3 separate regions of the Mus musculus genome follow, and regions 2 and 3 are each linked to region 1. A link is a loop called in an ENCODE intact Hi-C map of the cell type or tissue named here. Cell type or tissue: heart. All regions are shown on one strand.

Region 1 (4,000 bases):
CTGTCAAGTGTCCATGATGCTGGGCCCTGAGGGAGGTGAAGGCTATGTAGTCAAACTCCGTGTCCTACCCTGGTCCTGCTCAATTGAGGACGTACAAAACTTCCTCTCCGACTGCACAATTCATGATGGGGTCGCAGGTGTTCATTTCATTTATACTAGAGAAGGCAGGCAGAGTGGTGAGGCTTTTGTTGAACTTGAGTCAGAAGATGATGTAAAATTGGCTCTGAAAAAAGACAGGGAAAGCATGGGACACCGGTATATTGAGGTGTTCAAGTCACACAGAACCGAGATGGATTGGGTGTTGAAGCACAGTGGTCCAAACAGCGCCGACAGTGCCAATGATGGCTTTGTGAGGCTTCGGGGACTCCCATTTGGATGCACAAAGGAAGAAATCGTTCAGTTCTTCTCAGGGTTGGAAATTGTGCCAAATGGGATCACACTACCTGTGGACCCGGAAGGCAAGATTACAGGGGAGGCCTTCATTCAGTTTGCCTTACAAGAGTTAGCTGAGAAAGCTTTAGGGAAGCACAAGGAGAGAATAGGGCACAGGTATATTGAAGTGTTTAAGAGCAGTCAGGAGGAAGTTAGATCATACTCAGATCCACCTCTGAAGTTTATGTCTGTGCAAAGGCCTGGGCCTTATGACAGGCCTGGCACAGCCCGGAGGTACATTGGCATTGTGAAACAGGCAGGTCTGGATAGGATGAGGTCTGGTGCCTATAGTTCAGGCTATGGGGGCTATGAAGAATACAGTGGCCTCAGTGATGGCTATGGCTTCACCACTGACCTGTTTGGGAGAGACCTCAGCTATTGTCTCTCAGGAATGTATGACCACAGATATGGAGACAGCGAGTTCACAGTGCAGAGCACCACCGGCCACTGCGTCCACATGAGAGGGCTGCCCTACAAAGCAACGGAGAACGACATTTACAACTTCTTCTCTCCACTCAACCCTGTGAGAGTTCATATTGAGATTGGTCCTGATGGAAGAGTGACGGGAGAAGCTGATGTTGAGTTTGCTACTCATGAAGAAGCAGTGGCAGCTATGTCCAAGGACAAGACCAACATGTAACACAGATACGTAGGACTCCTCCTGAACAACAGGGGCCAGCAGTGGGGCTTATAGCAGCCTGGTGATGCAGGGCATGGGTGTGTCAGCTGCCCAGGCAACTTACAGTGGCCTGGAGAGCCAGTCAGTGAGTGGCTGTTACAGGGCCGGCTACAGCGGTCAGAACAGCATGGGTGGATATGATTAGTACTGTAGGAACATTTGAGTTATTTCAATCAGAAAATTTCACAGGCAGCCAATAAGCAGTCAAGAGCAGTTTATAACTCTAGAGGAAGCTGGGGGACCCACTTTGCACCATGAGTTTGTGAAATCTGGATTAAAAAATTACCTCTTCAGTGTTTCTCATGCAAACTTTTCTTCTAGCATGTAATATTGAGTAAACTAAAACTATTTTCTTCCGCTTTTCTCAATTAACATTTTTGGTAGTATACTTAAGAGTGATGTTATCTGAGTTAAGTAGTTTAAGTATGTTGAGTGGATCTTTAAGCACACCACAGTGAACACACTGGGGATATGTACTTTTCTGGAGAACCCAAAGGTGCTAGATCCCTGATGCAAAAGAGAAGCATTTCTCATGTTCATTCTAGTTTATATTTTCATTTAAAATCTTTAGGTTAAGTTTAAGCTTTTTAAAAGTTAGTTTTGAGAATTGAGAAACAATACTAATACTGTAGGAATTGGTGAGGCCTTGACTTAAAGCTTTCTTTGTACTGTGATTTCCTTTTGGGTGTATTTTGCTAAGTGAAACTTGTTAAATTTTTTGTTAACTAAATTTTTTTCTTAAAATAAAGACTTTTTCACAATGAAAAAAAAAACAAACAAACTACTTTTGAAATTCCAACTATTATTTGAAAAATTGCTTATCTTTGATAACTTGATAAATTTAGAGGTATAGTGATGTTTTTATATGAGTTTAAAAATTATTTCATGAATCATTGTAAGGAACTCATGGACCCAGGCAGCAATGATGCTCGCAGCTCCCTGGCTTCCTAGCCACCAGCAGGGCAGCACTTGCTGCCCACTGCCCCAGACCACGCTGCGGTCCCAGGTAACCATGGGAACCAACCTTAGCGTGTGTGTGTGTGTGTGTGTGTGTGTGTGTGTGTGTGTGTGTGTGTGTGTGTGTCTATGTATACAAATAAGCTGCTAGAACCTATTCCCCAAGTTCAAGGATTTCCTTTCCGCCTGTCACTAACCCCAATTCACGACAGTTTTGTGACAGTTGGCATAAGTCGGCAGCCGGAAACCAGCTGGAGTTTAGCAGCCACTTAGCACCATCTAGTGGCTGTAATTTAAATTGCAGGCCATTTACTGGGGAGTAGAATTCAGATATGCTAGCAGGTGTTTAGCAGCTGCTTAGCACCACCTAGCGGCCACGATTTAAATTACGGGCCATTTACCAGGTGTTAGAATTCAGCTATGCTCCTAATCTGAGACGCTCTGGTCTTGAAGTTGAAATGACCCCTCGAAGCCAACTCTGATCCGAAAGGTGAAGAGGAAGAGCGGGTAGAGGACAGAGTAGACAGAGAAGCCAGGGGGGAGTCTAACCCTTACTCAGGAGGCACTGGCCTTCCTTAAAGTCAAACATCTATGATGCTTCGAAGCAACTCTGATCCGAAAGGTGATGAAGAAGAGTGGGTTATAGACGCAGATAAGTACCAAGCCTAATGAGAGAGTGGCTGGCAAAAAGACTAGTGAGACAGGCTGATAAATTATTTAATTATTTTAAAACCCACCAAGAAGTAATATCACCTGGTACTTTAAAAAGAAAATATGGGGAGGCGGCCTCAGCCTCAGCAGCAGCGGTCACCATCCTGGTTACGGGACTCCGTGGAACTTAGGAAATTAGTCTGAACAGGTGAGAGGGTGCGCCAGAGAACCGGACAGCTTCTGGGACAGGCGGAAGCACAGAGCCACAGAGCCGCTGAGGCATCACCCTTGGCGGGCCACCTTCCGGACCAGAGGACAGGTGTCCGCCTGGCTTGGGAGGCGGCCTCAGCCTCAGGAGCAGCAGTCGCCATCTTGGTTCCGGACCTCCCTGGACCTTAGGAATTTAGTCTGCACAGGTGAGAGTCTGCACCACGGAAGCTGACAGCTTCTGGGAACTGCCAAAGCAACACAGCTTCTGAGAAAGGCCCTGTTTTGGGCCTTCTTCTTCGGCCAGGAGGAGGTCCAAAAACAAGATATCTGCGCACCTTCCCTGTAAGAGAGCTTGCCAGCAGAGAGTGCTCTGAGCACTGAAACTCAGAGGAGAGAATCTGTCTCCCAGGTCTGCTGATAGACGGTAACAGAATCACCAGAAGAACAATCTCTAAACAGAGTCAACTATAACTACTAACTCCAGAGATTACCAGATGGCGAAAGGTAAACGTAGGAATCTTACTAACAGGAACCAAGACCACTCACCATCATCAGAACCCAGCACTCCCACTTCGTCCAGTCCAGGACACCCCAACATACCCGAAAACCTAGACCTAGATTTAAAAGCATATCTCATGATGATGGTAGAGGACATCAAGAAGGACTTTAATAATAATCACTTAAAGAAATACAGGAGAACACTGCTAAAGAGTTACAAGTCCTTAAAGAAAAACAGAAAAACACAATCAAACAGGTAGAAGTCCTTACAGAAAAATAGGAAAAAACATACAAACAGGTGATGGAAATGAACAAAACCATACTAGACCTAAAAAGGGAAGTAGACACAATAAAGAAAACTCAAAGTGAGGCAACACTGGAGATAGAAACCCTAGGAAAGAAATCTGGAACCATAGATTTGAGCATCAGCAACAGAATACAAGAGATGGAAGAGAGAATCTCAGGTGCAGAAGAGTCCATAGAGAACATCGGCACAACAATCAAAGAAAATGGAAAATGCAAAAAGATCCTAACTCAAAATATCCAGGAAATCCAGGACACAATGAGAAGACC
Region 2 (4,000 bases), 1.9 Mb before region 1:
AGTCCTACCCAACTCTAAATCCCGTGAACCTGCTTGTTTGTTTGTTTTGTTCTTGTTCAGGAAGGAGCTCCAATCATAGTGATCAGATGTAAACACATGAACAAAAGGCCAGTACTAATTGGACTCAGTAAGTCACACACACACACACACACACACACACACACACACACACACACAATTATATACGAAGAGATGCCGCTGAGTGATGGTGGCGCATGCCTTTAATCCCAGCACTCGGGAGGCAGAGGCAGGTGAATTTCTGAGTTCAAGGCCAGCCTGGTCTACAGCGTGAGTTCCAGGACAGCCAGGGCCATACAGAGAAACCCTGTCTCAAAGAGAGAGAGAGAGATGGGGAGAGAGAGAGAGAGAGATGGGGAGAGAGAGAGAGAGAGAGAGAGAGAGAGAGAGAGAGAGAGAGAGAGAGAGAGAGACCAATAAGTTGAATCAAGGCTCTCAGAGACTAATCCTGACTCTGAGATTCCCACTCACATGCGCGTGATTCCCAGAGCACCTGAAGTCAAAGAGATGTTCTCCTGGTGCCCGGTTCCTTCCCTCCCTAATGGGCTCTCCTCCTGACACCCTGGCTGGAAGCTTCTTCCCCCAGACTTTGTCATTTTCCAGGCTTTTGTTGTCCTCTCTCACACAGTATTCTGGATCCAAGGCCCCCGTAGAGAAGGACCCCTTTCTTGCTGTCCTGTTTTCCTCTGGGTAGTAGACACTGGGCCAGCTCTGTCCCTGACCAATCATGTGGCACTAGCCAGCTGACTCCACCTCTCTCCTCTTCTGCTTTTCAGATCTGTTTCCCCCTTCTTCTCCCCACCACCCCCACCCCAACCCCCACCCAACCCCACCCCCAGGACTTGTGGTCACCCATATCTGCCCTCACTCTACATGCTTAGTAGCTCTGGCTGTCCTGATCTCCTCTACATTCGTGTTTGAAAGGTTGCCTGGTCACAGATAAGGCAAACAGTTTGAATAAAGGGAACATGTAAAAGGAGCACCTTGCTAGGCCATGCGAGCAGAAGTGGGCACGAGACAAAGAAGCCTCATTCAATCTTCACTGTCCTTGCGCGGTGATTTGGGCCCACTGTGAAATTAAGGAAACTGGTTTGCCAAAGGCGGAACTGTTATCCACTTAGGCACAAGGCTCCCTGGGGCAGGCCTCATGCTCTATCTCCCAAAGGGCCTGAGGGAAGTCATTTTGCTTGTTCAGAAAGAGTAAGGAAGGGGGAGAGAAGAGGAAAAACAGCTCCAAGAATGCTGAATTGGCTCTCTGCGGGATGCTGCCGGCTGCTGCTTCACAGTAGAGATGCCAAACCGAGCCTAGACCCACCCTGTCAGCAACAGCGCTCTTGTCACAGCAGATCCGCCAATACAGCCTGCGCCACCGAGGAATCCTTGTTTATTTGTATTTCGTGCTAAGAAGAGACTGGCCCAGATCCAGGAAAGCCACTCCACGAAGCGGCGCCCCTCTCCAGCAGCTTCCGATTGATTCTAAACACTACATGCCTGGAATAGTCAAACCAAGACGCTTTTTATCTGCTCACGTAGGTTCTCGCTAACACCCGAGAGGAACGATGCTCTCCTGGGGATTTTGGCAAAGTAAAGCGCGGGCCTGCGGGCAGCCATTCCGCATGTCGCCGCGCGGTGGCGGAAGCAGCACAGCAAAGGGGTTCAGCGAGGAAGCCAATAACTAAACCGTGATTCTGCGCCCCAGGACCTGGGTCGTCCCCTGTGTGCAAAGGGTCGCCCAGAAGGAAGAAGGGGAAGGAAAAAGGACAGCGGCGTCCCATGAGAATGGAGAGTGATGGTAGTGTGTTCCAAAGATGCGTTTTGTTTTGTTTTCTCTGGCTAACACCGGAAATAGAAGCAGCAGAAAAGGGACTGGAAGGATTCTCCCTCTGGCACCGTGCAACAGCAGCTGTTCTTTGATTGAAATGCTCTGTTACCGTTGTGTATGAGGCTTAATCGCCCAAGGAAGCTGCAGCTTCTCCCATTCACTTTCTTCCATATTCTCCCAAAAGTATACGTCCCAGTTAGCTACTCTGTAAAATTCAGTTCTGGTGTCCCCAATCCAAGATTTCTTTGTCGGTGTGGGCTGTGTGTCCAAGCCACAGTCTTGCCCATACATCAGCTTTGCCTCTATGCACCACGCCTTCCTACCCCCACCTACAGAGTGCCTTTTCTAGTCAGCTGGTTCCCTTTGGCATCCTCTTTATTTCATCTTTGGAAGGGTTGCCTATCCATATTGAATTCGTTGAACCCTGTATTTGGAAGCACAGCAACAATGTTCAGCCTTGTCCTGATGCCCACTGGCATCCTATATAATTCATTCTGTCCTGATTATCTTGTTAGGTAGATGAGACAATTGGGGCTCCACAGCTAAAGTAAGTGGTAAGTAGAAAGGAGCCCCCCTCTCCATGTCCAGGTAACTCAGGCACTTGCCTTTGCCCTCAGAGAGGGGCAGCTTTGTCATCAGGTTCCTCTGACCAGTTATGGCTAGGACTTCATTTCCTAAGCAGGATGAAGCTATGTTCTGGCATATTCTGAGAGGTTCTGGACAATGGATCTATATCCCCAACACCGCATCCCGACTATCACAATCATACTCCATCCTCTCTCTCTCTCTCTCTCTCTCTCTCTCTCCCCCTCTCCCTCTCCCTCTCCCTCTCCCTCTCTCTCCCTCTCTCTCCGTCTCTCTCCCTCTCTCCCTCTCTCTCTCTCCCTCTCGTGTTCTGCTACATGCCACCTGTCTAAGTGTTCTGGAAGGCCAGAGAAGGCCATGATATCCTCTGGAGCTGGAGTTACAGTTGGTTGTAAGGTTGCCCAGTGTGGATTCTGTGAATCAAACTAATGTCCCGTGCAAGAATAGCAAGTGCTCTTATCTGCTGACCCATCTCTGTAGCCCCCTTTCACTCACTTGTTAAGTGTTGTTAGTAAGATATTATTCTGTGAAATTAAAGATTAGACACAAAGCAGATAAGGCGCTGCATGTGCAGTAGAGTTTGTTTAGGAGGTGCTGTCTATCATTCTTCCCCGACGTGTGTTACCAGGTATTCAGGATTACTCATTCTGTAACTGGAGAGAGATGCAGCCAAACTCCAGCAGTTCTGTGGAGTTACTAAATAAACAGTACAATTCAAAACCATGTGGCTGAGGACATTAACTACACAGGGATAATTGAAGGTTAAAACCTAAGAAACCTTAAAGTGGCTCATTCTTTGACAACATCCCAATGAAGGCGTGTCCCATGACCCTGGCCCTGGTATATTCCTGTCTCCACAGACCTGGATGGAAGAAGTTGGTCTCCAAGGAACTTTCTCTAGTTGTCCAAGAATGTGGGACCTCATGGTTGGTTTCAGTATGTGTGTTCATGTCTCTTTGCACAGCCCACGATTGGGCTGGCTCTGCCAGAGCCTCATTTTCATGATTTGGTGCCACACCCTGGACTTATATGTTAATAACACTTAAGCCTAACCAAGACTCTCCCCAGCAGTTGTAGAGCAGGGCTAAGAACCATGTTTTTCAGATAATCCTGAATGGAGAGCTTAGGTAACTATGACCCATCAGTTCACCAGTCCAGAGTGTCTGAAATGGACCATGAGGTGAGGGCTGACAGATGGAGTATGGACCAGGTTGAGAAAACCATTAATAGATCACATTAAAGAGTAGTTGTGGTTTTAAGGTCACCTCAAACATCTCTATTCTAAAGGAGCCATGTGCCAATGTTTTTGTGAGACTATTCCGTCTCTTATAAAACTCACCTCATTAGCTCTTATGGTCTACAGTGGAGCTTAAAGCACCAATCAGAGAGGACCTATTATTTGGTGGAAACTGTACCAAACAACGCGGTGCCTTACTTAGATTTTGCTACCACAAATATCCATATGTGCCCTGCTACGTTAAATCGCCTCAGAAAGATCAGATAGCTTGCTCAGGGTTATACAGAGCAAGTTCACAATAACAGTCGTTAACAGCCAAGCCCTTGCATGCTGTGGGA
Region 3 (4,000 bases), 65 kb before region 1:
GGCTTGCTAAGTCTGATAATCAAACTCTGAACATCACAAAATCAGAACCCATGTGGTGGAAGGAGAGAACTGACTCACAAGTTGTCCTGCAACGTTTGCAAAAGCTCCATGCTGTACCAATTGTGCACTCAAGTGCACACGCATGCACATAAACACAGACACACAAATGTAAACAAGTACTATTGTGGCTTAAATGGGAATCCAGACAGAGTAGCAGAAAAGAAGCCAAAATAAATCTTAAAGTGTTATTTCAAGAGAAAGATATTTAGTAAAATCTCAGATTTTAGGCTTAATGTATGTGGTCAGAAAGTAAAAATGCCCAAATGTTTTAAATATTTCAACAGCAAAATAGGAAAAAGACCTGTGGGAACTTTTTGCAATCAAAATACTTCTGCTTTTGTTTTTGAAGTACCAGGGGAGGAGAGTGGGATAGGAATCTGTCTAATTAAAACATCCTACTGATTATCTGACAAAGCTTTGATATCAACACAAAAGTAATTTTTACAACTAGTATGACCCCATATAACCCTAAGTCTTCCTACAGTTTGCTTGCTTAATCCAGTCTATCCTAAATGGATAAGCACTAAGACATCAGGAAAAAAATCTGTTCCAAATCCAAAAGTTGTTTGCAGTCTTACTTAAACACAAGCTCAAAGGCAAGGTTTATTGTGTTGAACGCTAAAAGACTGTTAATGTTAAGGTCACATATATTCTACAGTGGGCTCTGCGTGTAGATTCCAGCAACTCACTCATCTTTGAGTGAGAGAGAGCACAACCCCAACAGATGTTAGGTGGCCAAGCATTTTGTATGTACGGCCCTTTTTTAACTAGTTTGTAAAAGTCTCACAAGCTAAATACGCATATAATGTACTTTCATTATACCACTTGGAAGTCATTCTTTTCAGTCACACAAATAGCCTTTCCAAAAAAATGGTGGTTGTCTAATAGGAAAAGAGATCACTACTAAAATAACCCCAGTGTAATCTGGTAACAGTCGGAGTTTTGAGGATTGCTAAATAAGGTATAAGACTTGGTTCTGTGATGGCTGTGAAGAACTGTTTTAAAACTTTCTGAAAAGAAAACAGCTGTTTGGATATGAAATGGTAAGATAAATCCTAACGTAGTTAAAAATTAAAGCATTACCCTATCTTTAAAATGGCTATAGAGTTCTCGACATATATAAGCATTCCGGGAAAAACTTGAAAATGACACACAGGAGACAAGAAAGTAGTGTTGAGGGTGGCAGGACAACACTGGATACGCACTGTGGGCAAACGCACCTTCAGATTGTAAGGCGAATGAGAACAAAGATTTCATTCCCACGATGGATGAAGTTTGGGAACAAATGTACGCGAAGTTAAAGAAGAATCCGGTATTCTTAGGCTCCTTAATTAGCAAGCTATCCAAGCAGAATACAGGGGCGACTCCACTCACAGCTGAACCCTAGTTCACGTCTAGGTCTTTTCCTGACTCACCTCATGATCAGAGACCACAAAGTACAGTCCGTCCCTCCTCGCTGCAAAGTGAGTCCTGACACGCAAAGCCAACACCGTCAGCACCGGCAAGCTCGCTCCCCCACCCCACCTCGGAGAGAAGCGCCCCAAGTTGTGACCAGGGCCCTCCCTCGACCACGACGCGGGCCGCTGAGCACACGCTGATAAGAAACGAACAGTTGGGTTCGCCCGACACTAAAGAAAGACTCGCTTGTTCCGTCCGTTCTGGGACGTCCGAGCCCTCCCTGTGCCCCTTCAGCCATCCCCCGCGGCCTCCCACGAGCGCAGCGACTCAGCCCCTCACCTCACCTGCCGCGCTGGGCCCGGTGTTGTGGGGGTCCGGCGGGGAACGGAGCCAGAGGTGCCAGAGGTGCAGCGCGGCCCCGAGCACGCAAGGGCACAGCAGCACCAGCCAGTTTCGCATTGGCCGCTCCCACCTCGCGCCCCCGCCGCGCTCTCCCGCGTCCCGGCCAATAGCGAGGGGACCTAAGAACACCGAGTGCCACCAGGAGTGTTCGCGCCCACGCCTGGCGTTGTCTCCGCCGCTCTCTCCTTAGATCCGCACCACGAGCGGCGGCCGCTTCCCGGCCAAGGCCACGCCCCCGCGTGCGTGGCCTTCCCACCCGTTCAGCCCTCCTCGCTCTCGCCCAGCCCTTCAGTCCGCGTCCCTGCACGCTCCTGTCTGCCGGAAGGGCGGGAGCGGTAGTCCCTCGCTGAGCCCAGGAGGGAGGCGTGCCTGAGATTGTAAGCCCGAGAAACTACGTTTCCCAGAGAGCTATGCGTGCTGCTACGCAACGCTGGAGGCGAAGTGCACACACGAAGCATGCGCGTCTCTCATCCGGCCGCGGTGCCTTAGCGGCACACTGAGCATGCGCATCCACCTTCTTGCTAGGGTTCCCCTGTAGTAAAGGCGGGTACCGCACACGGGGAACCTGCACGTTAACTGCTCAAGTTGCTGTACGACCCCCTCCGCTGTGGACATTGCTGCAGGGCGCATGACCTCGAGGAGCAGTTGCCCAGTCGGGGCAGGTTTGTATGGCACCTCAGCGCTCAACGAAATAATAGTGTGCTCCCCTGACCTATCCCATAAGAAGCGCAGCGGGGAGCCTGAGCGCCGAGTAGCAGGGAGTTTCCTGCTTCCCTCTAGTAAGCAACGGCGGGTGAGGAGGACGAGAAACACCGGGGCTTGCTATGGAAAGCGAGGACAGAGGAGAAGCCCGGATCTGGAGGCTGCCTGGGTGCGCACGCGCTCCTCACTAGGGTAACTGTCGGGAAGCACAGAAATGAGAGCTTCAGCTGCCAGATGACTTTGAAAAGTTCCCACCAAGTTGAGGTGACCAAATGTGTGAGGGCTGGGTTTGCAAAAGATCCATCTCCAACCAGCGTTAGGAAACGAGCGGACTTCACTGGAGCCACCTCTCAGGCTCAGCACCATATTGCCACTGAGTAGCGGTTTTGTATTAAAAAAGCAATTGTAGTAACACACACACACACAGACGCCCCCAGTGTCTCACGTAGTTAACAGGAAACTATTCTGCAGAGGATGGCCTTGAACTCTTGATCTTTCTGTCTTCATCTCCACAAGTGGTGCTTTGGGATGGAACCCAGGGCTTAATCCTTACTAGGCAAGCCCTCTACCAACTGAGCTATATCCTCAACCTGACACTGTTAAGATTGACTTTTTTAAAAAGATTTTATTTGATTTTTTTTTTCATTTGTGTGTGTACGCATGTGCAGGCTGGGGGGGGGGGCGTCTATCCCATCCCCTGGAGCTGGAGTTTCCCCGTGTTTGTGAGCCACCCTGTAGGTACTGGGAACTGAAATTGGGTGCTCAGGAAGAGCAGCCAGATCTCTTAACCATTGGGCCATCTCTTCAGCCCCTTAAGATAGCTTTTTCTTTGGCTATTTTTGCAATGTTTTTAATTTCAATTTTTTAATTTAGTTTAATCAGGTAAAAGCTGTGTTCTACTGTACTGTTTTATTATGTACTTAATAAAATAACTCACGTGGTCAAATTTGTTCCCATGAGAAGAAACTTGTTTGAGCGGTGATGAAGCTGAATGGTAGGGCCTTACCTACCAATGGGCAGTCTTGGGTTGATGCCCAACCTGTACAAAAAGGGGAGGGGACTCGTGTATTTGTTATTCATTACAAATCCAGAATAATTGAAACAATAATAATCATTTCATATCTCAGACTTTAGTACAGATCAGGAATTTGGGAGCTAAGTTCTAGTTCGTTTTCAAAGTTGCAGGAATATCATCAGCCAGGGCTGCAGTCATCTGAAGGCTTCATGGTGGTTGAAGAGTCTGCTTTGAACATTGCTTACTCAGATGGCAGACGTTTTAATGATGGAGACACATTGTCACTTCTGGGTTAGTCAATTGGTCACACAGAAAAGCCCTATAGAGTGGATACCTGTGTGCACAGTGTTCAGGTATTCACCAGGTGACTACCAGGAGTCGAAGATCACTGGGAACCATCCTAGATGCTGGCTAGCACAGTAT

What was found. Peaks named below come from ENCODE experiments on the same cell type or tissue, not always from the same donor. Only the 100,000 strongest peaks of a DNase experiment are listed, where the experiment ranks them.
Region 2: a loop joins it to region 1, with 5 times the contacts of the local background. A loop is called at or near these places in 3 of 42 quality-filtered maps.
Region 3: a loop joins it to region 1, with 2.2 times the contacts of the local background. A loop is called at or near these places in 6 of 42 quality-filtered maps.

The regions. Positions count from the first base shown.
Region 1 is chr13:13,888,013-13,892,012 of GRCm38, reverse strand. It overlaps the pseudogene Gm7446. Among named protein-coding and RNA genes, the nearest start is that of B3galnt2, 65 kb to the left of the region's middle. In heart, a CTCF peak has its summit at 2,399 (motif pointing left); a DNase peak (open chromatin) is centred at 2,342; H3K4me3 peaks cover 637 bases; H3K27ac peaks cover 357 bases.
Region 2 is chr13:15,756,942-15,760,941 of GRCm38, reverse strand. No RefSeq gene overlaps it. Among named protein-coding and RNA genes, the nearest start is that of 4933412O06Rik, 44 kb to the left of the region's middle. In heart, a CTCF peak has its summit at 1,640; DNase peaks (open chromatin) are centred at 1,231 and 1,711; H3K4me3 peaks cover 1,354 bases; H3K27ac peaks cover 1,112 bases; H3K27me3 peaks cover 1,339 bases.
Region 3 is chr13:13,952,722-13,956,721 of GRCm38, reverse strand. B3galnt2 (UDP-GalNAc:betaGlcNAc beta 1,3-galactosaminyltransferase, polypeptide 2) reads right to left here and starts at 2,048. Exons shown (of 12, transcript NM_178640.3): 1 at 1,803-2,048. The coding sequence starts at 1,917. In heart, CTCF peaks have their summits at 1,625 and 2,304; a DNase peak (open chromatin) is centred at 2,241; H3K4me3 peaks cover 2,684 bases; H3K27ac peaks cover 2,032 bases.